Regions from separate parts of the Homo sapiens genome. Here region 2 is linked to region 1. Evidence: chromatin loops called from intact Hi-C (ENCODE). Cell type or tissue: GM12878. All regions are shown on one strand. Each heading gives the region's core, and the rest is flanking DNA. Links, peaks and the distances in the headings are about the cores only. Region 1 holds the start of LOC780529 (a long non-coding RNA gene). Region 2 holds the start of LOC105370273 (a long non-coding RNA gene).

What was found. A loop is a pair of places that touch in the nucleus more often than their neighbours do. Peaks named below come from ENCODE experiments on the same cell type or tissue, not always from the same donor. Only the 100,000 strongest peaks of a DNase experiment are listed, where the experiment ranks them.
Region 2: a loop joins it to region 1, with 2.2 times the contacts of the local background. A loop is called at or near these places in 2 of 110 quality-filtered maps.

What each region holds. Positions count from the first base shown.
Region 1 is chr13:78,583,572-78,599,712 of GRCh38, forward strand. It overlaps POU4F1 (POU class 4 homeobox 1), which reads right to left. Exons shown (of 2, transcript NM_006237.4): 2 at 14,791-16,141. All of the region lies in intron 3 of OBI1-AS1 (OBI1 antisense RNA 1), which reads left to right. LOC780529 (a long non-coding RNA gene) reads left to right here and starts at 12,551. Exons shown (of 1, transcript NR_158457.1): 1 at 12,551-16,048. RefSeq lists an enhancer at 12,218-12,946 and a silencer at 12,518-12,817. In GM12878, for the core only: no CTCF peak of the experiment used is centred there; no DNase peak of the experiment used is centred there; H3K4me3 peaks cover 530 bases; H3K27me3 peaks cover 876 bases.
Region 2 is chr13:78,976,650-78,992,790 of GRCh38, forward strand. It overlaps LOC105370273 (a long non-coding RNA gene), which reads right to left and starts at 6,882. Exons shown (of 5, transcript XR_942108.4): 1 at 6,698-6,882; 2 at 2,996-3,086. In GM12878, for the core only: no CTCF peak of the experiment used is centred there; no DNase peak of the experiment used is centred there.

The sequences.
Region 1 (16,141 bases), core at 8,093-16,092:
TTGTCCAGCTACATGCAAAGTCACCAGAATAAAATGGAATTATATGAAAGAGGAGCAATAAACTGCATTATTTACATGTGTTCAATATTATAATCAGAGGTAAAAAGTGTGTTTTTAAATATTTGTACACACAAAGTTTTATTATCTACTTTACATAATACTGTGTTAGACACACTGGGAAATGCAAAGATAGAAAAGATAAACTATCTTCTCCTGAGAAGCCTTTACTATGGTAGAAAAGATAGGAGCACATGTCATTACAATAAGAGGAAATGTGAGATAAGTGACCAAAGAGGATTTTTGTCTTAAAAAATCCTAAGTTTTTATCTAAGAGTTTACAAGTAGATTCTTCTGAGCCAGAACACCATGGAAGGTTTCCTGGCATGATGACATATGAGATTCAAGGAATGGGTATTATGTTCAAAGCTCAAGACTGGGGAGAGAAGATTACATTTTACAGTTTAAAATATTTTATTTACCTTTCCCAACACTTATGCATTTGTATCTTCTGCAGCGAATGATAAAATTTCTTTTGTTTTCAGAAGTGTCAAGATAATTTTTTATTAAAATAAACAAATAAATTCGAGAAGACTCAGTACTCATTCCAGTTGGCATTTTTGAAAGTCTAAAATACCCATTTTAATGGTTAACGCCAAACATCAAATCCATATAATCCCTGAGCAAGTGTACTTAATCATATTCTAAAAAAAGATATGTCTCCTTTTCAAATAACAGAACAAGTTTATTTCTATTTACGTATATCTGGCTGGAAACAAAAATGATCATAATTTAGAGAAAATGTTTAAAACTCTGAAGCATGAAGTTTTGTGGAGCTTGTATTGTTTCTCTCTCCCTCCCTCCCTCTCTCTCTCTTTCTCCATATATATACATATAATTCTTTCTTCAATATCTGCCTTGGGTTAGAAGTAGAAGTTTGGTGGTAAAGGTGAATCCCATCAAAAGACCCGTAGTAATACAGGAATTCAAATATTATTTGTTGAAAGTAGAAAATAAAAAATATAAATTAATAGAGCTTACTGAATTCATCTAATTCATACACACTTCTAATATGCTTATGGTAATTTCAATTATCATCTTAAAAGAACCCACCTTGCAGTACCAGATAATATTGGGAAATCAACAAACTAAAATAGTCTTAGGAATAGTGAATGTATATTCCTGTTTGCAAGCATATAAAGGATAAATACAGACACCTTGACAAAATATGAAGAGTTCAGGAAACAGAAATGATCTTATACAAACTAATGTCTAACCTGGGTCCTATTCTGAGCCTCTCAAATGTGTCTTGCTAATATAAGAACATGCATTGGCTCTTTTAACTCTGAGAGTAACTGAGAAGCCTCCTTCACAGAACTCTAAGGAGCTTAGAATCACCTTTCTGACCATCTTTTCTGCTTCTATATATCCTCATAAAATATTTACTGTTCTTCTGAATGACCACTCTGATTATCCTTAGACTCCTTTCAGATTCCCTGATGATGTCATGGAAATGTTAAACCCATTATGCTAAGTTAGGACCTCCATCTGCAGTGACCTCTTGGCACCCGCTTCGAGGACAGCATGATATTTTTACATAAAAGTTAGTCTTCATTCAAATCCTCGAGGCCTGATCCTGAAAAAACACTGACAGCTCAATCAACCCTAATAAATACTTAACTAGGTCCATGAAAAATAATAATAATACAGTTTCCAAAAAAATCCATTACACATTTACAATTGAGTCATAAAAATGTCTATTAAATGTACAATTATTTTACCACATTTTTATTGGAAAATAACATTTATCCTAATTTACAGGTTTAACCCAAAGGTGGTACATGACATTCCTTTTCATTAAGCTATTGGAGGAGTGATGAGTGACGGTGCCCAGCTCTAATTATCTTTAACATAGTGTTTCAAATTGATCATGCATAATGCAATTACAAATCATAATTAAATTAATTTATATTGATTTAAGATTTTATAAGTTGTTAATTACAGTACAGTATATCTATTTCCACAAGCTAACAATATTTTCAAACTGCCAAAGCATTTCCTTCTTTTCCAATTTCATTCTCAATTAAAAAGTTCACAAATTTATACCTACTTTATGTGGGTAAGGGCTAACTTCAAAACTGTAAAGGCAATGTTGAGTATTTATAGAAGTTTTCTCCAAGAAATGATGTCGTATACATTTGTACATTTAGGATCATCTGAATTTAAAAATACATCTATCTCAGAAACACTTTGACCTGCTCCATCTGCTAACCACTCTGTTTGCCATACCTGCCTTCACAGCTTGCTAGTATTGTCCATGCACATAGTACTAGTTTCTCAATACGTGTTCTGATTGAGTGACTGACTCGGGAAAACCAAAGGAAACCAATGTAAATGCAAAAGTCCTTTCCTGCAACTGATGGTTGCAGAAGAATCTGGAAGCCAAGGGGAAGCCCAAGCGAACGTTGTCCTGGCAAGAAAGCCTGGGGAGTTGGACTTGTCCACATACTTCCCTTCTCTTCTCACCCAATCACATTCGAGAAATAAAATTCCTTCAGAAATCTCTACATCAGAAGGCAAAGTGGACAATCAACGAGTGGATAATCCACACAATCCAAGAACATTTCCTTTCTCTTGTTTCTCTCTAGAACTAAAGGAGAGGTGGAAGAAAGGAGGGGTGTGAGAAAGGGAGCAGGATGGATTGACTCTGAAAGCCCCATCACTGTTTTTGCGACAGAAACAAATATTAGACAAATGTGTCAATTCACTCTGACCGGTTTTTTTCACATACTAAAGAATTATTCCTTCACCTTCTCATACCTGAACTATACATCCAGTCAGATTTGTGGCATGACCCACAGAAACATAACCTGGTCCTTCCACTCTCCACAAGCCTTGGAACTGGGGTTAGGGTTATGTGGATTGTTGCTCTCAGGCGGCTGAGCCTAGAATTGAGGATTCTTCCCGCCCGGCCACGGTGCCTTTCTCTGAATGTGTTAAATGCCTTAAGGTCCTACGAAGGGAAAATGAAAATTTGAAGTAATTAAATTTAGGAGGGCAGGCTTGGAAATGGAAGTGACATGTTTATGAGAAAGGTACAGGAATGGTTATTATAAGGTATAGTTTCCCGGAACCCAGCATCCTCCCTGTAAGGACTGGTCACTAACACTATGGGCGTGCACGCTCTAAGCAAGTAGAGGCAGGAAGTCTGCGAAAAGCCCCAGACAGCCACTGCAGTGCCAAGTGTGCTGCTCACTAGCGACCCCTCTAGGTCTTAGAGAGAAGAGAGCTCATGCAGAAGAGTACTCGGGACCATTGCCGGGACGAGAAGCCCATCAGGCTGACTGCTCCATTAGGGAGCATCGCAAGCTCGGGGTGCGAAAGCTTCCCCGCCGCCAACCAGCCAGCCCTGCCCTGTGTAGACGGGTCGCCAGAGCGCGGCGCAGGGATCGAGCTCCGAGTAGCCCAAACGGGGAGGCTCAGAAATGCACGGGGAGAGCACTCCCCTAATCATAAGACAGGAAAAAAAAAGAAAGAAAGAAAAGAAAGAAAGAAAAGAAAAAGAAAGAAAGAAAGAAAGAAAGAAAGAAAGAAAGAAAGAAAGAAAGAAAGAAAGGAAAGAAGGAAGGAAGGAAGGAAGGAAGGAAGGAAGGAAGGAAGGAAGGAAGGAAAGAAAGAAAGAAAGAAAGAAAAGAAAGAAACTCGAGGTCTCGGGGATCCCAAGCGTGAAATGAATGGGAGAGAAAGGTCTGAGGAAAAACATGCGAACACCGAAACTCAACTGGAACCTGCGCGGGACTTCAAGGAGCAGAAAATCCAGCGCAGAGCTAGGGCGGAGGCAGCGGGGGGTCAGAGACCCTCCCTGTTTATTGATCACCTTTGGCATGAAATATCTTGTATATGGGTTCGGACCATCGCGAAGGTTTCAGACACAAACAAGCTACAGCAACACTTTCTCTACGCATCCCCTAGTTATTGAATAGCACACACACACACGCACACACACACACACAAACGCGCATCCCTGAGCAAGAAGGCAAAAAAGAATCCAAAACTTGAGCAGGTCGCCAGGCCCTTTTCCTCTCTCAGCCAAAGTATGCCCAGTCTACATCCCCGCCCCACCACCCCAGCCACGCGGGCGGGACTGCGTCCATAGGACGCACCTCGCAGATACTGCAGCCTCCCTCCAGTTGTTCCAGCTTCCCGAGGCCCCAGTTGTTTCAGTCCCATCGCCAACTGGCAAAAGCAGTTTTCTAGTCTGCCTTCTGAAGACGTCTCTTTTTATCCAAGTACTTTTGCCATAATATATGGGTAGTGTCTCACTTTCCCCAACTCTACAATGGACTCGAATAGACTGTTTTGTCTTTCGCCAAAGATTTGAGAAAGATTCTTGAGCTGTGGAGAGATTTTTGCACTAAAAAGATTCTTGAAGGAGAAGGAGTAGGAGAGAAGCAATAGAATATTTTCAAGCAATATCCAAACAGGCTTCTAGACTGGAGAATAAAATTAATTCAATAAAATATAACACATTTTTTTCCTTAACTAATAATACTCAGAGATGGTGATATGGATTTCATTAGACTTGAGTTACAGTTTGGTTGTAGACTCAAGACTGCATGAATTCTGTGTGTGCTGTTCCTGGGATTGGGCTGAAGCCTTACCCTCCAGGAATTAGAATATTTTCGGGGCAAGGTTGGAGAATCCATTAATAGAAGAATTATTTTTTTTAAAAAAAACTCTTGTTTTAATAAAGTCTTGCATTTGAGGCTAAATTTTAGTATTTGTCTGAGAAAAGTGGGTGGGTTCGGTTGTGTGTGTGTGTGTGTGTGTGTGTGTGTGTGTGTTTTCCTTTTGGCATTGGTATGTGTGATTTGCAGTCCAGGTTGTTAAGTTTCCAAGCAGGAACCAGTTAAAAATGCATGGATCCTATTATATGTACAATTTAATCACAAGGTATTTAAAATAGACATTTCCATCTAAAATCCAATCTGAAATCAACACAGTTCCTCCAGGCATTAGACGTTCATCTCGATTTTGCATTTGTAAACTGGGAGAAATAAATGTGACTTGTGGATACCAAGAGGTCAAGTACGGCTGCTCAAATATTTTTCTTACAAAATGACGGATTTATTAGACAAATAAGTAGCCCGGCTGATGCAAAACCCCCAGTGATTGAATTTTGACGTTAAGTCAACAACAACTCGAACTACATCAGTGGTTCAAGATTTAGTTATGATGGTAGAGATTACTGAACAAATAAGAGCCAGAAATGAATACAGATTTCTGAGGATCTGCCCCTGGCACCCTCTTCTTGACATTCTCCTCCATATGCTCCCCCTATTCATACTGTATTATAATTAAAGGACTTAGCTATGCCTTGCGATTGGAAAGGAACTTTAAAATAATTAGGCATATTTTCCTGTTTTTTTTTTTTTTTTTTTTTTTTTTTAAAGAGCAGGCTCAAGGAGAAAACCAGTTGAGTTTCATAATAAATTCCTTCTTGGCCTGAAAGTCACCCACCATTAGAAGGGAGGTAGCATTCAGTGGGTGTTTTTCTTTCTCTCTCCCTTTTTCAGGTTTTATTTTCATTAAGAATTTTGATAACCTGCTCTTTCTCTACCCCAGCCCCCACCATGCCCCCATGCCTCTTCCTCACTTTCCTATGAAACATCACTTTCTAAAATATTTGAGGACTTAGGCTTTATTTAGTATCCCACAGAAGATCAGAATCCACTGCTAAATAATTAAATCGCCGGTAGATTTTTAGGAGTATTTAGGTTTCACCTCTCCTGGGTCAATAGCTGCTCTCCCGCCCGCTCTCCCCTTGACCCTCCCTGGAGCTGGCCGCGGTGCTGAAAACCTTGCGTGACTCTTGTGAAAAGGGAGGGCACCACTAATGGAGGATTTGGAGGAGTTACTTATCTTTGCTCTTCATGAAAGGAAGCTTAAATAATTGAGACTACATTTAAACATAAAGCAGTTCATTTCTCATCTTTTCATGGAGAAAGGGACTGATCTGCTCCTAGTGTGAAAATCTGCCTTTTATTTATTCTATGTGTAACTTCCTTATTGTAGTGGAATAGTGACTCAATTTTCATTTGACTCTTGTGGAGCCAGCCAAGAATCCATTCCTTACACCTTCTTCTCTTATTCTGTGATTTTTCAGTTATAGTTTGGTTCCCTCTAGTTCATGGAACTGCTTATTTTGCAGGGACAAATCTATATTTCATTTTAAGAATTCATCTGATCAAGGGCTTGAAACAATTTCTCTTTGCAGATAGAAATTTGTTCTTTGGGTATCCAGGCACAAACCGCTAGAGGCAATAAAGTGGTGCCAGATTTTTATCCTAGATTTTATTTAAATACAATAATAATCCCACTCTGTAAAATAAGTTGTCCATCCAAGCTTCTCTCCCAGTTTGCCATATATCTCTCCCATGTATGCATGTACTGCTAATTTGTACAAATGTTTTACTTGTGCTGGGTTCTAAATCATCTATTGCTTTGGTTGCTCTCCTGATAAATAAACCTGGACATCCAAAATTACTAACCATCTAATAGTAACAGAATTCACTAAGTAGAACGAAATGTTTCATAATTATTTTGCCACTACCCACAATTAAATAATAAATTGTGAAAATGAAGCTCTTCTATTAGGGAGGGGGATGTCGTTCTCTTTTCTTCTTCCTTTTAAAATACTGAGTAGTATCTTCAGTCTAACAATACATCTGTTTACAGTTTGCCTGAACTTGTTTCTGAATTTATATTTCAATATGCTCTTTAGGATGCAAAATTCCTGTCAAATTAAAGAGTGCTCATGTCTTGCCCGCTTCTAGCAAATCACTTGCAGCACCTAATAAATCCAGCTGGGGTTCCTTCCATGGCCTGATGCTGCTGAAATCATTATTGTCCTGCCTTGTTTCATGTCAGAGGCCTCTTCGCCTCATCTGTCATGAAACCAATTTCACTTTATTTACATCCATTTGCTAGTTTAATTACTGTGCTGATGAATAGCCTGAAGGAATTAAGTTATGAGTCTTTGGAAACCCAAAGCGACAGATATATGGGCTACCTTTTAACTACAGGGAAAGAAATGAAGGCTAATGGCATGCACCAAAATTTAAAGATAATAAGTGTTTCTCCCTACCTGCTACTGTTGAAATTCAGGATGATTCTTTCTTCATGTATTCATCATCTCCTGGATGAAATATAGTGCTTTAGAATCTGTCATATTTACAGATTGACTTTTAGAATCTGTCATATTTACAGATTGACTACAGTTCTCTACAACACAATTTTCTATTTTTAAAATCTTTTTTTTTTTTTTTTTTTTTTACTAAAAGAGTCACAGATAATTTACTAGCCAAAAGCAGTGGTGTTTTTAATTAAAAACACCTCTCAATATTAACCTGTCCCTGTAACTGAGCACTTACTTCTATATAAAGACAGACAGGTTCCCTTGTGAAAATAAAGAATATTTAATACCTCCCATCTAATACATAGTACAAAGTACTCCACTTTTATACTGTAAATATTGTAATAGATCGCACTATATAATTTTTGTTTCTTATTGAGTACAATTTCACAGTTATCTTTTTTCAAGTAATCTTGCACTTTCTAACACAATTATCTTCTTTAATGTATTTTTGAATCATAAAAACATTCTGCTGCCTGTCTCTTTTACATATCCAATACAATAGAGCACTATCAGTCTTTGTTAATGACACAGGGCGTATGGGGTGAGTGAATAATCTGTGTTCTCAATATATATAAGTAGTCAACATTTACATATGTATTTTTTAAATCTAAGGTCAATAAACTTTTCAATAATTCTATTATCTTACAAATTAACTACTGCAGTGTAAGCCTACTAATTATGACAATATTAAAAAGTCATTTTCAAGGGTATTCTTTCTTAAATGCTATCAATAATTATAGATTTTTAAACTTAAAAAGTATTCTTGTGGCCCATCATCACTTACTGCCAATTATAACAATAAGTAAATATGCTTGAATTGACTTTTTATTTTATATTTTCTCTATCCTCAGGTAGCATTGCACATGAAAAGAATGTAACTTTTAAATCCAAGAACCTATATGTTTTCCTTTCATTGCTCTGTTTCTGATATAGGTCTGATATTTTAAAATCTGTACTTCCACTTGATTTCTCTAAAAAGAATTAGTTTAAGACACATGACAAATATGGTCATTATTTCAAGAAAGAATTCAAATATTTTTCTTACACACTTAGTATACTTACTCATTCATGCCCTCTCCATGCTGAGTATATAATTACATCTAATATTGTGCAAACTTTCTAAACTAGTTATTTAACTGAAAACAATTTTAAACACTCAAAGGCAAGAGATATTACTAAACAACAAAGAAATGAAAAAGATGGAACTTTTAATGTTTTCTCATTTCTTCTCCTTCTAAAAAAATTAAGTACTATTTTCTATCCTGTATATTTTGCAGTTTCATTTATCAAAAAGCCAGCCTAAAGGAAGAAACAAAAATCTTAACACATTACATTTACTCTCAGAAGAACTAAAAAAAGTGAAAACTCTACTGTCCATGCAAATATATATTAATAATTATATATTCATTACAAATCCCCCAGGCACCTCCCTCCATGACCTTCTTACATCCCCTAAACATACAATTTCCGTATTCTCCTCCCACTACTTTTAATAAAGCACATTTACCAAACAATGTACATAACAAAAATAACTTTTGTGCCATCAGAGTCTTGCCTATAGAAGTTTTGCAATAAAGCAAACCCAAATAAGACCTTTCAGGTAAAATATCCATCTATTTCAGTAGAACCAAATGCTATGCTAATTACTTAGTAGACATTTATGAACAGTCTTTAACTCGACAGCAAAGAAATTTTATTGATGGAGCCTTCTTTAGATATTTTTATTCATTTTTTATTTAAAAAATGAAGACATGTGAGTTTTAAATGCTTTTTCTTTTCCCCTCCTCCTCCCCCATCTCTCTCATTCTCCCCCCTTCTGAAGACCCTCTCTTTCCTCTCCAGCTCTTTTTGATTAATAGATCCATGTGGCTAACGGCCTGACATATGGTGTGCGAAGCAGCTTGAGATAGTACCTTAGGCATCCCCTACGGCCATTAACATATTAGGGGCTTATGTGCAGTCAGACAGTCAGACCTCATCGAGAGCCAGCATTTTCAGAAAGGCTGAACCCCAGAGCTGTTTGATAGAGAGTTTCAATAATGCACCACTCTTCAATTTTAAGGGAGTTGCTTCTGGTGCTGAAACACTGGGACAGAACCAGAATAAAGTTTAGCAATAAGACTCAGTTACATTCAACAGCAACAGTAAAAAATGCGCTTACATCTGTTTGTATATGGATATGCACGTGGAGGCACAGCTTCAAGCTCACAAACATACACCAGCTCCTGAGTATTATCAGTAAACAGGCAATGTCAGCTGCCTGGATTTATTTTGTTTAAAGATTTATTTTGCTTAAAGTCTTCTTTATACCCAGAATACTAGCATTGCAGTAACAGTTCAGTTACTGATAGAGGAGATTTAAAAAGCAAAAACAAAACGCAGCATCATATTTAGAAAGACACTGCTCTGAATCATGTAGTTTGATTTTTTCTCTAGTAGAAGAAATTAGGTGCATTTTTACATCTGTCGTAGCCTCAAAACAAGAAAAACAGGAAGAAAGTAATGAAAATTTAACGTTAAAGAATGTGATCGTGCTTTAAATGCATTTACAGGTCAAATCCATCGAGAGGTAATCAATCTTATTCCGCAAAATCTGAAAGTTTACAAACAAAAAGTCTTGACAACTCTGAAAGGTGGGAAAAAAAACTCTAGGATGGGGTAGGGGTGTGTGTTTGTGTGTGTGTGTGTGCGCGCGCTCGCTCACGTGTGTATTTGTATATGTATTATTTGTATATATACGTATATAAATTTGGGACGAGGGAAATGATATTCAAAATCAAAGCATATATCACACTTTAAGGTTATTTAATTCACTTTAACCTCGTAACTGAAGCTTGAAATTCGCTTTGCCCATGTTCTTCTCCTTCCAGCCTCCTGCTGATAAACCACTGTACCCCTTTTGAACTGTACTCTAGCTGTTTGCTTGGCAAATAAATGCTGTTCCGCCCTATTAAACCTTTTAGGTAGTTTCATCTTCGGATTTCTCAAATACAGGACTAATAAGGAGGTGCTTTGATGCTGTTTTACTTTCAAACTATAGCCCCAAGGCGTTAAAACGTGCAAAAGGTAACTGGAAAAGCAAATTGCCACGAGCAAGGCGCACCCTCCCTTTCAAAACCGTTCCAACCCTCTGAGTGCACTGCGTGGAAGCCGAAAATCTCCCTGTTCCTGTGCAGAACCACGTCCCGTTGGCAGCCCCTGGGGTTCTGAACCGGTGCCACAATACCAGGGGAGTGAGGAGAAAGGAGGCACTTTTAAGTTTAAAAGCCCTGGAATCCCTTGGGAGAAGGGAAAGATGGAGGTAGGGACCGGAAAGCTTTCCAAAGTTGATTCTGGGCAAACAAATATCAGGTGAAGATTAGGAACCGGCAACTTGCTTAAGCAGCCAGTATTAAAACTTTTGCATAAGGCGTGGCAGTGGTGCGCGAGAGAGCCCGCTTCTTGGCTCTAAGGCTGATTTCAAGCCTCCGGTTCAGATTACACTTTGGAAAGAAGACCCCGGCGCGCACTCCCGCGTCGAATACAATGGACTCCCTCTCCCCACAGTCAACACACACACACACACACACACACAATCCCTTAGTTTAATATAAGCAAATGAAACAATTGAAACAAATCTGTTTTATTTAAAACTGGGATGAAAGCGTCTGTCGCTCAAAGGCGTCACAGTCCGTCACATTAAGATAAATTTTCAGAAGAAACGCAAGCCCTCGGGAAATACCTCTGCCCAGAGTCAAATGGATCCTACCTGCTTTTTTAAATGCCTGCATTTCCATTGCTAACTCATACAACACATTTTACGATTGTGCAAAGTGCAGGACAGTTGAGCCCCAATGTCAGCCTCAGAGCTCCTTGTCACATTCAGCTTCTTTTTCTCTCTCTTTCTTTCAACACAACGCTATGGTGAAGTCACATAAGTGATCAAAATTAACATAAATCACTATTAGTTATTAGGATTTGCTCTAAATTACACTGTGAATATCGTACCAGCCCCATCTGCCGCCCCTGCTCTCGCAGCAATAGATTGCAGATAAAATAAATGTCCTTACCCCATTAGAAGGTTCCTGTCTCTGTAGCCAAAAGCCAAACAAAAGCAATAAATACCGGGCTTTTTCTCTCCACTATTCAGCTGTGACTCTTTTCATCAGCTCTTCTTCTAGAAAAGCTCAATAGCTGCCTGAAAATATTGCATTTTATATCACCAAAGGGCGATTAATATTGCATTAACTGTATTTAACATTTTTTAAGCGCGAGTAATCTGCAATGAGTTAGTTTTCTGTTAGTAAGGACAGGGGGTATCAGAACTACTGCAGACCACTTAAGATATCCGTACGATTGTATTATTTGTCTCACACGTAGTTATATATATATATTTAGAGTGTACCGCGATGTTTGAAGTGGAAGAGGCCGTGCTAATGGCCTGCTTAAAGTATTCTGACACTGTCTGGAGACAACCAGGTCTCTGCCTTCATTAAAATGTTTATTGTCAACATTTGGTGGGGGCGGGGAGAAGGAGAAACTGGTTTAAGTGAATTTCCACGGCTGGAAATTGACAACACTTTGTTTTATTCTAATCTATGTCTACAAAAGTTTGTATATATTATACTGCACTGAGGCCAGGCGTAAGAGTTATCAAACAAACTTTTGTTTGTAATTCCTTTTACCTGATCAATGCGAGGAGTCTCTTCCTCCACCACTCCTTTTGACAACTTTCCTTCCACGCTTTTTTTTTTCCTCAATCGGAAAGCAGCTGTCTTTCGCCAATGGGGAGGGGACTGGGACACGGGCGCTTCTTCTCTCCAGCCCTTGGTTCGCCGGAGCAGGATGCTGGTCTCAACACTAGGGCTATGTCGGCTTCTCACCGAACCGAGATTTTCAATTTCAGCTTTGCGATTCAGGATTCCACTTGAATTCCCCAGGACGAAAGCCTAGCGGCCAGGCTGCATTTCGCCCCGGGTATAAATCCCTGCCGGATAAATTCAAATCTGTAGCAGGGTTTTGGTAATATGCATCTTAGCAACAAAACAAAAACCAACCTCGTATGCCTTCCAGTTCTTTTTAAAACGTGTACGGCAGTTGTGAAAGTTTTGTGGTGCTTGAGACTGTTGACTTATGCAACTGGGGAGAGGGTTTTTTTAACCGCTTTGAGATATTGGTCCATCCCTTTTCTCTCAGAACGTCCTCAAGGGCACGTAAGAGTTGGAGGTGACCTCCGGGAGCGCCTAATTTTGAGCCGCGGAACTTCGGCCCACTTCTCCGAGGGGACCAGGCGCGCGCCAATACGCATGTGCGGGCTCTGAGCGCTCAGAGCGCGCCTCTTCCTTCCCGGCTCCCCGCGGTGCGCACCCGCTGGCCACTCTGCGCACGCGCGCCGGGTGCCCCGGCCTAAGGCCGTTGACCTCGGGTTCTCCCCGGCACAGTCGAATCCACGCCAGGGCCCTCAGGCCGGTAGCTGTCCTGCAGTCCGAGCGGAGCTGCGACCTCGGGCAGCTGGAAGCCTGTGGGCTGCTGCTTCTCCAGGCAGGCGGCGGAGGGATGCAGGCAGGATGAGCGGCGGTCCCTTCGCCGCCACCCGGAGAACCGCGGCTGGTGCCCTTGAAGGCCCTGGGATGCCTGGGTTGGGTGGGTGAGTGAACGAGAACCCTGAGTGAGTGAGGGGAGGGCGGGTCCCCTCCTGGCTTCAAATTCAACCCAATCAGCTCTGCCGATGGTTTGAAACTGCACACGCCGACCCACCCGCCCCGAAGTCTGAAAGTTATGCCCTGGAGACCTGCGAGCTGCGGAGTGCAGCTGGAGAGGGAGCTGCCCCACGAGGAGGCCTCCAGAATAACTCCCGGAGTCGGAACAGCGCTGGGCTGCTGAAGTTTGCAGCCTCCGGATCCGCGCCCCGCCCTGCAGATCCACCGGATTTCGGGGAGGGAATCGGGGGGCTGCCCGTCCTCCCGTAAAGCTGACTTGACAACAATTACGAAAGTTTTTAATTAGCTCCTTGTTATAATTCATTTTATTTCCAGAACTCTCCGACCATAAATTATTCAAAGAGTAAGCCAACCCGAGCGGGGCGGCCGCGCGCCTTCCCCACGCGCGCCGGGCTGGCTCTGGCCGCTCAGCTCACCCGATGCCCCGTGAGCCAGCCCCGCGCCAGAAGCCGCGGTGGCAGGAAGGTTTGATCAAACATTAAATAACGTAATGTTTGCGACAAGGCTTATCTCACAAGTGGAAAAGAGGACCTCGCGAGAATTAGAATTCGGCTGCTATTTTAAAAAATCAATTAAGCTTGCGGTCTTTTTTGAAACAGCTCGAAAGGACTGCGTGGCTATCATCGTGGCGCTAAGACTGAGATGGCAATAACACCGATGGCAGAACTGTACCAGTATTAATTGTCATCACCTTTATCATCCCGCTGGCCACCAAGGCCGTTCGAATGGGGTGGGAAAGGCTAGTTTTAGCCAGGATCAGAAGCCCCAGTTCCAACTTCACGGACGAAAAACTGCGAAAGCCTATCAACTTGAAAGATGAGTAGGGATACTTCACGCAGGTGCCAGGTGCTATCAGGAGAGGCCGGGGCGGCGGGGCAGAGGCAGAGGGCAGGGATCGCTGAGTGAGTCCTGCGGGCTTGGGGCGCCCTGTTCTCTCACGTGCGCTGCCACGTGTAGGAGGAACTGGACCGAAGTAGTCTCAGTATCACAAGAAAACAAAAATCGATACAATCACGGCAGTGGGTGCCTACAGTTTATTTATGAAACTGTAATCGAAGTTGAGAGCAATTTCAGAACACGCATTAAACAAAAATTATTCAGAAGTTAGTTGATGGGTCTTGAGGACATAATTTTTTTAGACCTACAGAAGGAACACGACCTGGAGCTAGAACTGGGGAAAAGAGGAAATTTAAGACAAATGGATGGCATAAATGTGGCAGATGCTTTAATGCTTATTTGTCTTTTGCTTTTCCTATTCCACCCCCGCCGCCGCCTGGATTTCCTGAGAAGCTGAAATGCAAACGGAGCCCAATTTTCCCACTCTCTCAAACTTATTTTGAGATTATTCTTTAAAAGAATCCGAGACACACATTTTATCATATTCACCCCAAAACTGGTGGAGGAATCCGCTTAGAGTGAACTTCTCTTCAGAACTAGAAAACTTTGAAAGGCCAAACTATCACTCATTGACACCCACTTCAATGATAGTTTGGCCTCTTCAGGAGGTCCCTTTTTGTTTTTTTTTCATGGATTGACAGTTAAAGGCGTCTTAGAATAGTCTTACTACTCCTTCAAGCCATATATAGATTCGCTTACCAGAAAGCAAAGCATTTTTTTTTGTTTTGCACAGTTTCCTACTACATAAAATAGGAAATTCATTTTCATGATGTTTTATTAACATAATACTCTTATTTTTATGTGGTAAAGGTTTTATTTAAAGCAAATTCTTAAATTCTTAATACCTACATTGATCATTATTATATAATACACATGTGTTTGCCTGCAACATTTCTGCTTGAGGCAGACTTTAAAAAAAACCCTTTGTAAATCTTTTCATTTGTTCTGTCCTGTTTTTCCAACAATGAAATCCAGTCATACTTTTCTATAAAATAACGGTTTTTTTACAAATGCATTTTATTTAAAACTGATGATGTTTCAAGTCAATAACAGCAAAAACAAATCAACTTTTTATGGAAGAGTTCTATGTTTAAAAATACCTCTAGTGCTTTTTTTTTTTAACATTAACAACTGTTTAAAATCGCAGCTTTTAAAATGTACTATTCTTTTTGAACATCAAGTGTTTTCCTTCACAGATTTGCCGGTGAAATTAAAAAGATTTGGCTAAAATAAGATGACTTCAGATGATATAATCTCAACTCTTAAGAAACTTTGTACATTTGGCATCTGATCTAGTCCCAAGTCACCAAGAAATAGAGGCTCTCTAGTCACTGTGGAGCAGTAGGTGGCACACTAAATGTTTTAAAATGTATTACCCTCCAAAGAAAAGCCATTCAGTTACTAGGTGTTTTTAGGGTAGAATATCACATCTAAACCTCCAAATTCCTCTGTCCCTGACCCTAAATTTAAATGTTTTTTGGGTGCCTGGTTATTTATTGGTTTTCACCACTCTGGATCAAGTGCTGTGGTTTAAGAGTTTCTGCAGTTAAAAAATAATAACTTTTATAAACACAGGCAACTAATATAGAATTCATTTTATTTAGAGCACCACTTTTCATGAGTTATCTGAAAGTGAATTCTGATTCAGCAAAAAAATACATCATTCTCAATCTCTCCCCTTTTTGTCCCCCTTCAACACCCTACCCTCCCCCCATTTCTTTGTGTTTTCTTTTTGTTTGGTTGTTTGTTGAAAGGTTCTACCAGGACCTGGCCCAGTATAAACACAAAAACGCACCCAAATCATAAAACTGCTCTTCTTTCAGTTATGTTTTATTTGTAAGTGTACTGGGACACATCCCCCTGTTGTATTTTGGCGCATAGAATTGGTTCTGATAGAAGTAAGGGAGGAGAAAGGTAAAAGAGAAAAAACATAACCAAGGAGAAAGCTCAGCAGACATACATGGACAGGTAGATCAATCCGTGAGACATTTCAGGATGAACACTGGCAGTCTGTTACCACTGTGTGAATGTGTGCATTAAATAAAATATTTACAATAATCTTTTTTCCTTTTTCTTTGAATACAAGAATATGACAAAAATGTTTTCAGTGGAAACAGGCAGTAGACTGTGAAATCGCACTAGCCACAAAACGGTCTACCAGAAAGCTAGCCCAGTTTAGTGCTCAGTTTCAAATGCATAGAATGTTTGCCCTGCAAACAATGATATACAACATAATTAAATAAATAATGCCTAACCAGAGTGAGACCTAATTGTGTTTCTTTCCACACCTTTCAGATCATGCATGATTTCAGTCTTGTTAATCGGCAGGTTTTTTTTCTTTTCTCATTTG
Region 2 (16,141 bases), core at 4,393-12,392, 390 kb after region 1:
ACTGTAGTTGATGATTCACATGAGAGGATGACAATTCAATCTCAATTAGCGTAGATTCTTGAAACATTTCCAGGTTGAAGTAGCTATTCTCAGCCCTCCATAGGCTGGACTGTCCTCCCCAGAGGACTTCTTAGAATTCAATTCTGGCCCATGAGACCAACACCAGATCTAAGCCTAGCTGGGCGTACCTGAAGCCTCAGCATGCCCCAATGTAACATGCAGGCGTTTGGCCATATGGTGTCCCCTGAGCTTGCCGTTCTCTGATTTATGCCAGAATGGGCATATGCTGGGATATTTCAGGACCCTGAGGGGAGAGTCAAAATGTCACACAGCCAGTATGAGGTTAAGCTTCCATTTCTGTGGTTTATGGCTTAAGTAGAAATGGAACCGGAGGGGACAAAAAAATGCCATTATTGATTCTAAAGCCTAGAAGGTTGAGGTTAGGGCATATAAGATAAAACGTTTAGGTTCTCTGAGGTGTGACCTATTTATACCTGTAAAATAGCCTTCAAAAATGTCCAACAAGGAAAAAGATGTATATTTGTATATATTACCCACTTGGCTTCACTTAAGCCTACTTTCTTCATATTCTGTAAAGAGAAATATCTAGAATCTGGTTTTTAAGTGGTGCCTTTTTTTTTAAGGGGGACTTAGTAGGGAAGGGTGCTCATAGGAATGAGTCATCGCTTCAGGATTTATGCTTATTAAAAAGTAAATATAGACTTTTCTCTGTGTTGCTATTTGAACTCCCCATGACTAAGTGATGGTTTAGTTCAACCAATGTTAGATGCCGCCTATACGTAGGGGCTAAGTATGCTTCCCAGTTGGAGAGGGTTGCCCTCCCAATAAGCATTCTGACAGGCATATTGGACTAAGGACAGAGGACATCATGTGGGGGCAGGAAGGCTGCCAGATGGCAGAGGCAGAAGGAGAGAATGCATAGAAGGCCAAGTGAAAGGAACAATTTACAGGGAACTCCCCCATTTGTGGAGAGGTGTGAGCATGGAAGCATGGAGGGATAATGTGGAAGGGAGCTGTCCCAAATATTGGAAAACAGGAGGTCCATTTTCAATCTAGACCTTCCACCTAAATGAACAAGAAATAATAAATACAAGAATTCACATCAGGGAAATTGGTTTTATTCACAATTGAAGGGTAACTAATTTTAAAGAGTTTACTTGGTGGCCATGAGAAGTGTACGTTTTGGGTATAAAAATGATGCCAATTGCCAGCACTCACAGGTTGTGATGAAATGTTGCCAACTTTTTTACACACTGTTCATTTTTACCATTAAGGCCTCTCATGAATCTTAATAAATCCAGTTTCATAAAATACAAAGGCATGCTCTCTTTTCTCTTAAAGAAAGAAAAATACTAGTGAATTCATGGCCTTTTCTTTATAATGGAACCTGCAATATAAATCTAATGTTTAACGCATCAGAAATTTATAATTTCCTTTTGAATTATATGAATGCACACCACTCAATACTAGTAATTCATTTTGTTAGTTTTGATCAAAGAGTTAATTACTATTTGAATGAAACTCTACTAATGAATGAATATAAAATTAAGATCTTCTCATGATGGCAATCGGTTACAAATAAGACATAAGAAAGATGCAAATCATGAGGCTCCATTTAGGTTTCATGAACCAAGTGCTTCTAACAGGAAGATAAATACAGAGCAATATTCAAGTCCTCTGAAGCTTAAACCAAAACAATATTAATTGTATAGGTGGGGAGGGGAGAGGGGATAAAAAGAAAATGGAAACAAGCAAAGAGTTCTCAGTTTTCAGGCATAGGAAGAGGTTTGTTTATATGTAGTTGAGGACAGACACAAATGCATAAATGAATGTATATAGTGCAATCAGCAGTTATCACAAATCTGCTTGGATTCAACAGTAGAGCTGACAGAACTTGGTCAATGTTAAGACTGTGCCACCTTCTGGTTGTCATGTGTATGACAGGTGTTCATATTGTTTACAGACTAGCATTTCTGTATTATGCAAAACTTATATTGAAGGGAAACAGCAGATCCATTCCTGGTGCTGTTCACTTTCTCCCCTGGGGACTGTATTGGAATGAGAACACGATCCATAAATGTACTCCAGTGACTGCTTTGCTTGAAAATCTGAGTTTGCTTTTTAAGCTTGATCAACTGTAATGGTATATGATAGTCCAGACACAAGCTCAGACAGCACTGCAGTTGTGAAAGCAGGAGATTTGGTTGCTTGTCTTTTCCCTGGTTGCCACTTTCTGAATTTCTTAGAGCCAGAGAAATGGAGCTCCAGCAACCGAAACAAGGCCTCTGTCAATCAAATAAATCAGATGGGGGAATATACTGTTGTGTCTGCAAAGCTGCAAAATAATAAATACACGTGTAGCCTAATTTCTGTGCAACTGTTAACATGCAATTGGGGCCAAAAGATGATTTGAGGGATTATGTTATGCTTAAATTCCTCCACAGTCTCAGTCGGATCAATTATGGGATCACGGCTTTTGGAGTCCTGGCTGGATGCTAACATACCTTTGCCACCAAGCTGAGCATCCTAGCTGAAGGACTTCTAGAGGATCCATGGCCACTCATTTCATAAATGTATCTGCTGTAATTTGTATTTGAAACACTGGAGTTTGAAAAGGTAGTCCCAAAGGAAAGGTATTGTTTTTTTCATGTGCATTGCTTAGGGGTTTGTGTCTTAAAATTAGCCCTGGAAACCTTAAAATCCTATAATATTTTAAATGTGTCTAAAGAGGCAAGTAGATTTACAGAGACAGAGTAATCTTAATTGAGTAATTGTTCTTTACACTTTATCATTGTAGCCTGCTAAGTTTCTTGGGTAGGGTAGGTGGCCCTCTCCCACACTACCTTCTCCCTCTTCCCCTATTCCATCTGACGCCCACACTGCCCACCCTCTGCACCCACACATACACTCTCAGCCCTGAAAACAAACAGAAAACCAAGAATACTTTTACCCACAGAAAGAAGTGGTACTTTACCGTAATGACCGAGATGATTTCTTCGACTTTCTATTTCACCTTGCCTATGATGATCGAAACAAACTTTTTGCAAATTCAGGCTTTTCTGAATCTGCAAATAAAGTGATCGAGAATGAAATAATCGGAAAAAAATCAAAATGCAGGTTTGCTTTAAAACACAAAATTCAGCTGCTGTTACTGTCCTACATTATCACCCTAAATTGATATTGGGATTGGCTTTATGTAAAATTTGATTATGAAGAATAAAGTCTTCAAAGACAAGTTTTTTAAGAGTATCCTAATTTGTGATTACTTATCCTTCTTCATTGAAGGGTATACATGGCTGCTTTGCAGTGTTTACAAAACTAAAAGAACAACAAGATCAAAGTGTGAGGTTGGTAGGGATGTGAATATAAGATGCAAAGAAAACCACTTGAAAATTGATTAAATATCAGTGAAATTTGTCCAGGCATGGTGGTTCACACCTGAATCCCAGCACTTTGGGAGGCCAAGGCAGGTGGATCACCTGAAGACAGGAGTTTGAGACCAGCCTGGCCAATGCAGTGAAACCCCGTCTCTACTAAAAATACAAAAATTATCTGGGCATGGTGGCAGGCGCCTGTAATCCCAGCTACTTGGGAGGCTGAGACAGGAGAATTGCTTGAACCCAGGAGGCAGAGACTGCAGTGAGCCGAGATCTTGCCACTGCACTCCAGCCTGGGTGACACAGTGAGACTCTGTCTCAAAATAAAATGAAATAAATGAAATTTAGGAGCCAGCTTGAGGGGCCCCCACCAGACAAGTCTGGGACCATTTAGAATCAAAATAAATAATGACAGTAAAAGTTTGTACCCACTGGATAGGGTAAAACTCCATGAGTTCATGTTAATATAAACATATAAACAAACATATGAATGAGAAGGAAGTTTTCTAACAATAGGAAGGCAACATTTGTAATAAATGTTAAAGAAATTATGAAATTAGAAAAACCACCATTTGGCAGCCCTAATAATAATAATTGACTCAGGAAAGTATCATTAATGGACTACAACCAGTGGATAAATTTTGAGAAGAATTATTGATATAATATCATAGTTTCTCTCCACTTTTAAAGACTTGAAAGTAGAGGATCGTGGTAAATCTCCCTTTAACCAAGTGCTCAAAGTTAACATCACCAACAAATGCACAAATCTAGTTTGTGCTTCCTGAGAGAAAGCACTGATAATTAAGTATTGCTTTTGTGTTATTCCTACCAAAAGCCCAAATCCTAAATCTAACATCATGAAGAAACATTAGACCAACCTTATAATTGGCTTATAAAATGTCCCTGTCATGAGCCACAAAGAAATAGTAAATACTGTTCTAGATTTTAAAAGACTAAAGAGACCCGATGGTTAAGTGTGACTTTGTGTTTTTTTTCTTATAAAAGACATCAAGTCAATTAGCAAAATCTGAATATAAGTTGGTTGTTTAGGTAATTGTATTGTCTCAGTGTTAGTCTCCTGACTTTATTAATTGTATTGTAGTTAGATAAGAGCATTTTCTGTTTTTAAGAATTGCAAACTGAAGTATTTAAAGGGAAGGAGTTTTCATCCCTACAATTCTTACATTATTTATAAAAATACATGATAAATGTTAATATTAGGATATGAGAATTATTTGTATTATTCTTGCAACTTTTCTACAAGTCTAACATTTTCAAAAAGTAAAAGAAAATAATCAGTAAAAACAGGATGACACTGCCACATCTTTTGGCTCATAATGAGTACCTGTTCCTTTGCCAAATAACAGGTAACTAATTTTTTATTTAAAAAGCAAGTTGTTTTAGTCTTATGCAGACTCAACTTGAAACACTGAAGACAGAATTGGGAAATCATGTCTTTTCAGAGTACCCTCTTTGCATATCCAGCTGTACATCAGTTCCTTTCCTGTTTGAGTCTCACATTTTCTCTTTTCTTTCCAGCACTTTATTCTTTTATTCAAAAATCTTTTATTGTGCCCCATTTGCAACCAGACCCTGTGAATTTCTGGGCATTCAAAGATAAGTCAGACTCAGCTCCCAGGCGAAAACATACATAGCTAATTCTAGGAGAGTATGTATGTTTCATAAGTGTAACAAAGGTAGAAAAACGGAGGGGGAAAAATAGGAGGAGTCTTGGCAAAGGAACAGAAGTATATTATGCAGGCAGAAGTTGGTGGGGAGATTGAAAACACTGGGGGGTAGCAGGTGGGCAGTTTATGGAGGGATCTCCCAGTGACCCACTATTGCTGGAGCACTGGGGCAGTGGTCAGGGATGCAACGGCAGAGGAGGTAGGCGCTATGTCAGAAACTGTTTGCCCAACTATAGAATTTGAATTCTGTTACTTGGTGATGGGAAACCGTGAAGGTTTTAAGCAAGACTGTGATGTGCTTAGGTTTATTAGAAGGTTCTATGCTGCTCAGCCTCCCTGTCTAGTTCTTTGATTTATTGACTGTTTCCTCACTAAATGACTGCTTTAGGTCAGATGCTGCACAAGTTTGAGGCACATATGACCAAAAGATGTGGTTTCTGTCTTTATACAACATTCTCATTCTGGGGTCTCTGTGGCTTTTTTGTTTGTTTCCTATTGTTTCTAACACTCAAAATTGGGCCACATTTAAAGACCACTGCAAGTTGTAGTTGGTCTGCCCTTTTATTTATTTGCGCCTCTTAACCTCTCCCTAGGACTCCTAAACTTGCTGTCTTTATTAAGCTACAAGAAGAACATACTTGGAACAAACTACTGTGCAGTATAAGGCAAACTTTGCCTTTCCTAGTCAACCCTAAAGTAGCTAATTTAAACTATACTCAAAGCTTTATGCTCAATTCTAGCAGGTAATATTGAAATTATAGAATTCCCTAAAATTCATCTTTTTAATTCATTTGCTTAACAATATTCCTGTCACCTTAACATTTATCAGATAAAATAATTTTATCATTTGTAGAATTCTAAAATGTGGCTAGCCATTATTTTCAATTATTTTTTCACAATATAGCATAAGCATTTATATTTCCTGCTTAGTATACTAATTAGGTTAGTAGCCTCTGGTTCTAAGTTCTGTAGTATTTTATTTCATAATGTTTGACAGCTATCTTGTATGGAATATAATTTTCACAGTATAAATTCACATATTAGCATTATTTTTTAAGGTATATTTTTATTATAAGGGTCAGCAAGGAGGAAATACTCATAATCAGGTACAGTCATGGACCACATAATGACGTTTTGGTCAATGAAGGACTACCTATCTGATAGTGGTACCATAAGATTACAATAGAGCAGGAAAATTCCTATCACTTAGTGACAGGAATATGAGTTGTCATAATGTTATAGTGCAATGCATTACCTTTTCTGTGTTTAGATATGTTTAGATTCACACATACGGTATTGAGCATAGTAACATGCTGTATAGGTTTGTAGCCCAGGAGCAATAGGCTATACCCTATAGCTTGGGGTGTAGTAGGCTATAACATCTAGGTTTGTTTAAGTCCACTGTATGATATGAGAACAATGAAATCACCTAACAATGCATTTCCCATAACATATCGCTGTCATTAAGCGACACATAACTATGGTTTTGATTTTCTCAAAAAAACATTATTTCACTCAACCAAAGCATGCACTGTGTATAAAACATTTAGTTAGGAGCTCTCAGAGGACACTGAAGAAAGAGAGAGAGAGGTAAGAAAAAAGGTGGCTTACCTAGGAAAATATATCTGGTAGAGAACTAATACAGGCTTCTCTAATAGATATTTCCATAAGTTTTGGACTGGAATTTGAATCTTCATGCTGGTGTAAGTTCAGCCAAGTTACTTAACCACTGTGAAGCTCCGTTCTTTGTGTATGAAATGGAGATCATAATGACACATCACTGCCTCTTGATCTTCTTCTATTCACCCCTAGGCTCAGAAAACAACAGAGATTTTAAAAGTTGAAGAAAAGGGAATACACTGTCCTTGCTGCAGCTCTGGCTTCTTGTGAGTGTGGCAGTCCATGGAATTTTCCTTCCCCTTTAATCCAAAACCCAGAAGCCTCTGGTCTTCTTGAAATGTCATTTAGAATTGTAGATATTCTAGCAATCACTTTAAAATAGGTTCTGCTAACATATCAGATTTCTGCCCCAATTGTCAGTGCATAAAATAATGACATTTATGTTATGACTAGTATTCCATGAAATTTTTAAATAAGCAATTGGTTTTAAAATCCAAGTTTTGGCTACATCACTTTCATCAGAGATGCTTTACTAGCAAACAGAAAAACTTTAAATTGTGCCTATTTGGATTTTTTTCTCCTCTCCTGTTACCTCATCTCGTGTAAATACTATTGAGCAGGGGATTGACTAAAGATTTGTCACCAGGAGGAAAAAGTTGGAGAAGGAACCGCACTGCCTCATGTGCTGGCTCCATGTTGGCAGATGGTAGGAACAGAACATCACCTTTCTTGCCGTGGTTGCAAGTCATTCCCGAAGCAATGAAGAGAGAGGGTCCTGTTGAGCTCTCTTCATGGGAGACACATGTATCCTGGGATCTTGTGCATGTCATGTTGGTGTTTGTGATACCCTGACATAGTGTGCATGGCATGCTACTGTATTATAGGTGAAATGGTGTGAGCCACTTTGGGACTGGTGCTACCCTTCCCATTCCAGTTAACTTGGCCATGGTCATTAACTACTTGTGGATATGGGCCTCTAAATTAGAGAAGAAAAGTCCAATCCCTAATTCAGGGCTTACTTAGTCACAGAGAAGAAATTGGTTTCAGTGGTCCAACCTCGAGTCAGACAACCAGCATGTGGTGTAGCCTCAGGACGCTGGCCCCTCTACTCTCCTTCCTTGCTGCGTGACCTTGGGACAGTTACCTAGCCTCCCTGAGCTTTAGCTTCCACACTTGTCAGTTGGGAATGACAAAACTTACTTTGTAATAGTGTTGAGTTTTAGTAATAATCTTTTATTGAGGACCTGGCAAATGTTGGCTCTTTAATAAATGCCACTTATAATCTTAAATAGTTTTAATGTTATATCAAATAGAACTATTTCTAGTCATGTATTTTAGCAATTTGGTTTTAAGCCATATAATAAATTAATGACTTTTTTCAATTTTAAATACAAACGGCACTATTGAGTCTATTAACATTTTAGAAAAATTTATTTTCAAGATAATTTCTTCACTGGCCTATAACAATAAAATGGAAACTGATGCTTTTTTTTTAGCTGTAAAGAACACCGCCAGAGCGGGTATTATGAAACATCAAAATGGCCAGAAAAAAATGGGCAAGTGAATTTTAAAGTCTGTTTTTTTCTCAAAGGTTTTTCTTTTCTCCAAAAGAAATATATATTTTGCATGTTTAGAGATTTAATTTCTTTCTGTACAGACATTTTAGGGATATACCATGTTAGGGGTATTCTGGTAATAGCAAATGACTGAGCCTCAGCTCCTACACTGGACAAGTTTTTAGATGAAATTATTTCATATTATATCATATCATGTCATATTTATATTATATTTTAATATGATGAGTTCCAGCAGAGTGTAGCCATACCTGAATGCAGAAGGATGAATTTAATGATCCCTTGATTTCTATTCCAATTGAATGGTTCTGTAATGGAGAATAAGGTATCAAGATACCATCATTTTTGGAGGCCATTCCCTGCTATAACAGGACAGAGTATCATGTGCTGATGGGAAAGGATAACTAGAATAAAACAATTGTCAAGCACTTTCATTTTTGCAATTGGTTAGCTGCGCAAATACTTCCATTTTTCAATGGATTGTTACTCCTTAATGATAATGAAAAATTTATCATTCTTTGTAGGCTATTTTTTTCCACTATTCAAATTATAATCATTAATTCCCATTCATTTAAATAAAAGAAACACAGGCACGTAACCTAGAAAAGAGACTCTCTTGAATTTGCTTTTCCTCCCTGGTGGAAATAGGGGTTTGGGCTGTCAGGTAGACTGAATCTTAGGGACTTAAACAAACGAGGATTTGGGAGGCCACCTCCAAAGGCAGGCTCTGAAACAGAGACTCAGGCCTTTTACGTTCTGCCAAAACTAGAGTCGTTCTCAAACTGTTTTAACTTGTGATTATTTTCTCTTGTTGCCTTTTCTTTGAAAATTAATTGTGGATGTGAAATGGCCATGTTTAAATAATTCATAAAAAATAAATCCAGAGGAAAGTGGCAAAGGTATAGAGAAACCTGGTGAAGTACAAAGCAGGGGTCGAGTTAGTTGTAGTTCTCTGAGAGGTTTTCTTACTCTGGAGTGCTTAATTAGGCCTGTCTGCCTGTTTGGCCCTAGGTTGGTTTTGTTCTTTCAAGAGAGCTGTTGACCTACTACTACATTAAAACACACTGAGCAGTAGCTTCTCATGGTTCATGAAAACATTTGTAAATACTGTTATTTTGGCATTGGAAAAAAAATCATCACCTTCTGACTGAGGGAAACTCATACATTTATAATTGTATTTTTTAATGTTATAGAATAGCCATTTAGCTCTATCAATTATGCAAACCAGTTAGACAACATTGTTTAATGTAAGCAACTAAATGCCTGGAAGATCCTTAACTATAAAAACAAGAGCTACTGCAAGTTTTGGAGATTCTTCCAATCAGACAATTAATTTAACTAACTCAGCAGAGCCTTTATAAGGTTTATAGCTCCTGGAACTATTGCTACGCTTCCAGAAGCATTTTAAATGTTACATCCTTAAAACTTCTAGATCAGTTAGTTTGTGATAGAAGGCGATCTTTAGGTCTAAAATTACTTTTTTTGTGCTGATAGAGGATTTCAGTAATAAGCTATTTTTTTTATAAAAAAGAACTAATTAGTAACTCATATCCTAGAGAAAGTGCATGAGATTGGTTAGACTTTCACCATCATGCTGCCTGAGAAGTTTTACTATGTTCTTCATAGCCCCTCCTCAAATGTAAGTGAGCAGCTAGAATAGTAAGAGCAAAGTGTTTCAATGGTGCTTTGAGGAGATGAGTTAGGTTTCCATCTTCTATTAAGTTTGCTGAACACTCCAGGATTTTAAAACCAAAGCTATTCAAATATGCACTGCTTCAATTATTCAATATGCCCACTTTAATTTCCCATAAAGAATACCATGGAGTTTCCTCTTTCACATAGTACTAAATATGTTTTCATCTAATATTCTGTTATTGAAAAGAGGTCTTCAAAATTAGTGTTCAAAAAAATCCATCTGGCTACTTAAATGCAATCATGTCTCTTTTTGTTTCCCCAAGTCTCTGATGAGGAGATGTTTGTCATTTAATTGCTACCAAGGATCACAGATGATGGTTTATAGGTTTAGGCAAATTGTGGGCAGCACTTTGTTAACAAACGGAAGAACACACTGGTACTTCATAATTATCCTATAGAGCTCAATTGGCCCTTAACGGCACCTGCCCGAACAGCATCCGGGAGCCTTGTTTCAACACAAAACCTCCTTCTTGTTAATTAACCTGTGTGCACTTGTTACAAATAAAAGCTATTTGTTTCCCGTTAATATATTTGCTGCTACTTTAAATATTCATTTATTATTATGCTTGTTAAGTGAAGGGTGGAGAAAAATAGTTTGGATTACTTCCATCAGTGTGCACTGAGCTTTAAGAGATCAACAAATAGACTTATATTAGTCAATTATGTTGCTATGTGCTTAGTAGACCCCCAAATTTGCTTAAGAAAAATGAGTATCTCTCAACCATGAAAGCAATACAAGGGGCAATTGAAAAGCAAGGCATCCATGACAGTAATCAGTGAATTTTCATTAAAGGAGAATTTTCTCTGCAATTCATGTGAAGCTTGATTTCATTTCTCAATCTGCCTCATGGCTGTTTTGTATGCAAGGGCATTAAGGACTGGACATATGCAAGTAGATGTGTCTTGACTTTCCCTTTGGTTGGTTTCAGCTGAATGAAAAGAAATCATTTGCTTGCTCTTTGTGACACTTTTAGCAAAAGTAACTTGAACATTATAAGGAAATTAAGGTATAGATACCATAATATGTCAGGATATGCTAAATGAAAAAGCAGTAGAAACAATAAATATGTATTTATTTAGCATATTTTATATAAAAGCTGGAATTAAAGTAGTGATTCTTGTAGAGATTAACAAAATTATCATTCAAAATTCTACATCCTTAAATTTTGCATTCTTACATTCTTCTTTTACATTCTTAAAGTTCTGGCTGTCTAAAATTGGTCTTACATATTTGTTATTCTTATTCAAAACTCACTTTGGAAATTTTTCTAAAATTTTCTCAAGGTGAGAAATAGCCTACTTTACAAATTATTTTCAAAGATAAAAAATTATTTTATACTAATGTCAGCAAGGACTTTTAATTTTTATTTGAATAAAATAGTAAAGAGATGTAGCTTTAAAATTTTTCCTTCAGAATATTTTTTCTATTTTTGTTGCATCAACAATCATGTGTATGTGACTTCAGTTAGGTTTGCTTAACTGCATATAGAGAATTCAAAATACACGTAAATATTGATGGGAGAACAATCCCACCACCACCAATTACTTTGATTCTTCTGTTTTAAAATTGGTCCAATAATGCATTTTAGAATAGGTCAATACTGCCTGCTACATAGAGTAATATGTGTAATTTGTTTCTATTCATCATGATCACATAGTTAAGAACAATATGCTTAAAATCTCAACTTGTCACTGTGAAGAATGATATGTAAAATTAGCGAAAGAATTTCTAGAATTTCTATATGGGCATAATATTTGTAAAAGATACATGTTCTTGCCTCCTGGTTTACCATGGACAATGTAATACCTTGGATGTATTATTCATTTGTATTAATTTGTTGGAACAGCACACCTGTACACTATATTGTGTATTTACCAACACAAAAGAGACTGTCTCTGTGCCTAGGCTGAAAAATTTCTCACTGTCCCCTGCAGCACCATTCAGAAAAGAAGTTATTAGAGAAGAAGAGCATGGTTTTCATTCATGCCTCACCAAATCACTTTTCTTTTGAATATTAATTCTTCATAAGCAGCACCAGAAAATATTTATTGAGTATCTGTATGTGAAAAGTATTGTGGAGTTGTTACAAGAAAAACTAATAACACACAATATCATTATACTATTTTAAATTCAACTATCACCCCTTAGGGACAGTTAGCATCGAGGGGCCCAAGGGGGAAACATGGGGGTACATCCTCCTGCCAATGTCCTCTGTGAACTTTGCCCATTAAAATATTTAAATGCATTATGCAACATCCTCAAAAAAAAAAAAAAAAAAAAAAACACCACTGCCCTGGGAATCAGGAACCCTCTCTCTGTTTCCCTTTTGAAAGTAACACACATCCTTGTGCCTCAGTTTATCCTTTTATTCTTTCTTACCTAGCATAACTGGAGAGCCAAGGGGAAAAAAAACCAAACAAACAAACAGATTATTTCACTTGAGTACTGGTGTATATTGGACTCACATAGAGATCCTTTAATCCTTTTAGAGCCCGAGGGCTATATTTAGCACTATAATTAGTATAAAATTATTAGCTCATATTAATTATTCACCCTCATATTAAGTGGGTATTCTTATATCCTTAGAGGTTGCTTTAGTAGCAGAAAAGAACTTTAAACTTCATAGTAATCTATCACTTATCTGCACTCCTATATTTCCTATTATCCACGTCGTTCTGATTAACAACACATATGCTGCCTTGAATTACTATAAAAGATTGCATTTATTTATATAATAAATGCTGTAAATATATATAATTTATGCATATGTTCTGTCAGCCATTAATAGAAATAAACTATATAAATCTAGCACTCACATATAAACCGAGCAATCACATAGCATTATTAATAAAAATTATAACACTAAGTCCCTGTGTCTTTTAGTAATAGTCTTGTTACTTATCTGAGCCCATTTAGGCATTTGCAATTACTAAGTTCTTCTAGGTAGATACACAAAGCTTCTAATAGTTAGAGGTAGGTGTAAGCTAAAATTTTTCTCCCTCACCATTGCTATCTGATGATTTGTTACAATGAAAGCAATAATTAATCCTGCAACACTTCTCAATATCTATCAGTAAGCAGGAACACACACACACACATAACCTGTTCTGTGAAAACCTCATTATAGAACTTATTATACAAATAAATATGTGCCTACCAATTCAAGCAGCACATATTGTGTCTTTTACTGTGGAACAGACAAAATATGTTACAGGATTCCAGTGGATGAGAATTTATCATGGATTGTGGTAATGGAGGAAACAACCACAAAAGAAGTTAAACTTGAACCTGAGTCCCAAGGAAAGTCAGCAAAGACATTCTAAGCAGGGAGGAACCAACAAAAGTCCAGAGGTGGAAACATTTTAGGCACGCTCACTGTTTGTGGAATTGGACTTTTCCTTCTTCAAGCCATCAAAGTTGGAACAACATTTTGAACATAAGGAATATTATCATCAAATTATAGGTGTCTTAGCAGCCTTACCACCAAAATTAATTTATTCTAATAGGCCACATAGGCCACATAGGCATAAATATTGTAGATTTTCTATTTTATATGGGCAACTTGACTTTCAGTTCAAATATTTTATAACCTATTTCCTTAAACATGAAAGGCTATGAAAGCACCACCTATAATCCTGTTAGCAGCTCAGTGTGTTACTGCTACTAATAATGTCAAGGAGGCAATAGTCTTTTCCCCATGTTTATTCATTCATTTATGCATGCATAATCAGCAATCAGGGTTAAACAAGTACTAGGTATCCTGCTTTCTGCGAAGCCATCAGCAGCTCCAGTGAGTTGAGGGGAATGGTACTTAGTATCCCTTATCACCTAGTGACTATGATGATAGTTAATGGACTAAGATAATCATCCAAGGCTATGACCAGTGAGTGGTAGATGATACTAACAAGGAGATAGCAGGGGACATTCACTGACCAAATAACTACCCCCTCCTGAGCCCCTCACCCTGCAAAGATTGTTAAATGTTTTCCCACTGGTAAACTGAGAGACTAAGACTTCTTTTAAGGGTGGCCAGAGTGCTGGCTCATTTTGACAATTTCTAAGAGGTAGGCCTACCTAGGACTCTCAAGCTAAATTTAAAATAGAATTGTGATGTACAAAGTAGAAGGTCAGTGAGGTGACTCTATCTTCATATAGTATTTGCACTTATTTTGTAAGGCCATCAGGAGAATTGGCAGGATTGCCACCTGTCCTTCTGTCTGCATTATAAGAAAGCTGAGCTTCTGACTTTGAGGTATGCTACTAGGCTGATTATATGCCCAGATTTGATCAGGACAGTCCCAGTTTTTGTCAGTTGCCCAGGTGTGTAATTATTAACAGCACCTTACTTTCTTCTTAAAAGTGCCCCGCTGACACAATAAATTATATGGTCACATTACTACTAGCTGACTTCACCCTTGGATAATAGCTATCTATTCTTATCAACTATTTGGGAAGGAAGGCTTCTGATAGGTTAAAATGTTTCTAACCAAGGAGAACTGCTATAGGGGTTTCTGGAGCTAATTATGTGATACTAAACACAGTTTGATCAGCAGAGCTATTAATACATCAGGGAAATGAATTACCATAGCCCAGTGGTCGAGAGCACAGACTCTGGGGCCAGGCTCTCAGGTTCACATTCCAGTGCTGCCACTTTCTGCTCATGTGACCTTGTCCTCCCTAGTCTCAGTTTCCTCATCTGTAAAGTGGGAATGATAAGAGTACCTATCTCATACTGTATCAGTCCATTTTCACATTGCTAATAAAGACATACCCAAGACTGAGCAACTTACAAAAGAAGAGGTTTAATTGGACTTGAAGTGGCCCCTTTCAGCCACAGTTGGAGCAGCTGGGACGCAGGGCACCAAGTCCCTAGGCTGCACACAGCATGGGGAACCTGGATGCAGCCGATGAAACCACTTTTTCCTCCTAGGCCTTGGGCCTGTGAAGGGAGGGGCTAACATGAAGACCTCTGACATGCCCTAGAGACATTTTCCCTGTTGTCTTGGGGATCAACATTTGACTCCTCGTTACTTAAGTAAATATCTGCTGCCAGTTTGAATTGCTTCTCAGAAAAAGGGATTTTCTTTTCTATCGCATTTTCAGGCTTCAAATTTTCCAAACTTTTATGCTCTGTTTCCCTTATAAAACTGAATACTTTTAACAGCATCCAAGTCACCTCTTGAATACTTTGCTACTTAGAAATTTCTGTCACCAGACACCCTAAATCATCTCTCCCAAGTTCAAAGTTCCACAAATCTCTAGGGCAGGGGCAAAATGCCACCAGTCTCTTTGCTAAAATGTAACAAGAGTCACCTTTGCTCCAGTTCCCAACAAGTTCCTCATCTCCATCTGGGACGACCTCAGCTGGGACCTTACTGTTCATATCACTATCAGCATTTTTGTCAAAGCCATTCAACAAGTCTCTAGTAAGTTCCAAACTTTCCAACATTTTTCTGTCTTCTTCTGAGCCCTCCAAACTGTTCCAACCTCTGCCTATTATCCAGTTCCAAAGTTGCTTCCACGTTCTCGGGTATCTTTTCAGCAATGCCCCACTCTCAGTACCAATTCACTGTATTAGTCTGTTTTCACGCTGCTGATGAAGACATACTGGGCAATCTACAAGAGGAAGAGGTTTAATTGGACTTAAAGTTCCACGTGGCTGGGGAAGCCTCACAATCATTCTGGAAGGCAAGGAAGAGCCAGTCGTGTCTTACATAGATGGCAGCAGGCAAAGAGAGAGAGCTTGCACAGGAGAACTCCTCCTTTTAAAACCATCAGATCTTGTGAGACTTATTCACTATCACAAGAACAGCATGAGAAAGACTTGCCCCATGATTCAATTACTTCCCACTGGTCCCTCCCACAACACATGGGAATTCAAGATGAGATGTGGATGGAGACACAGCTAAACCGTATCACATACCCTCAATAGGGTTTCAATGAGGAATGCATGAATTAATACGTGTAAAGTGCCTAGAACAGTGCCTGACATACTGTCGATTATATAATAAGGGGTTCTTCTCATCATATCATCTATTAAAAAGATAGACATGCATAAATTAACAGTCCTACTATAGATGCAGCCTTCATTGAGCAATATCAAACATAACTTCAATAGACTACAGACAATTTGATAGTCTACAAAACAAATGACAGGTTGCTATA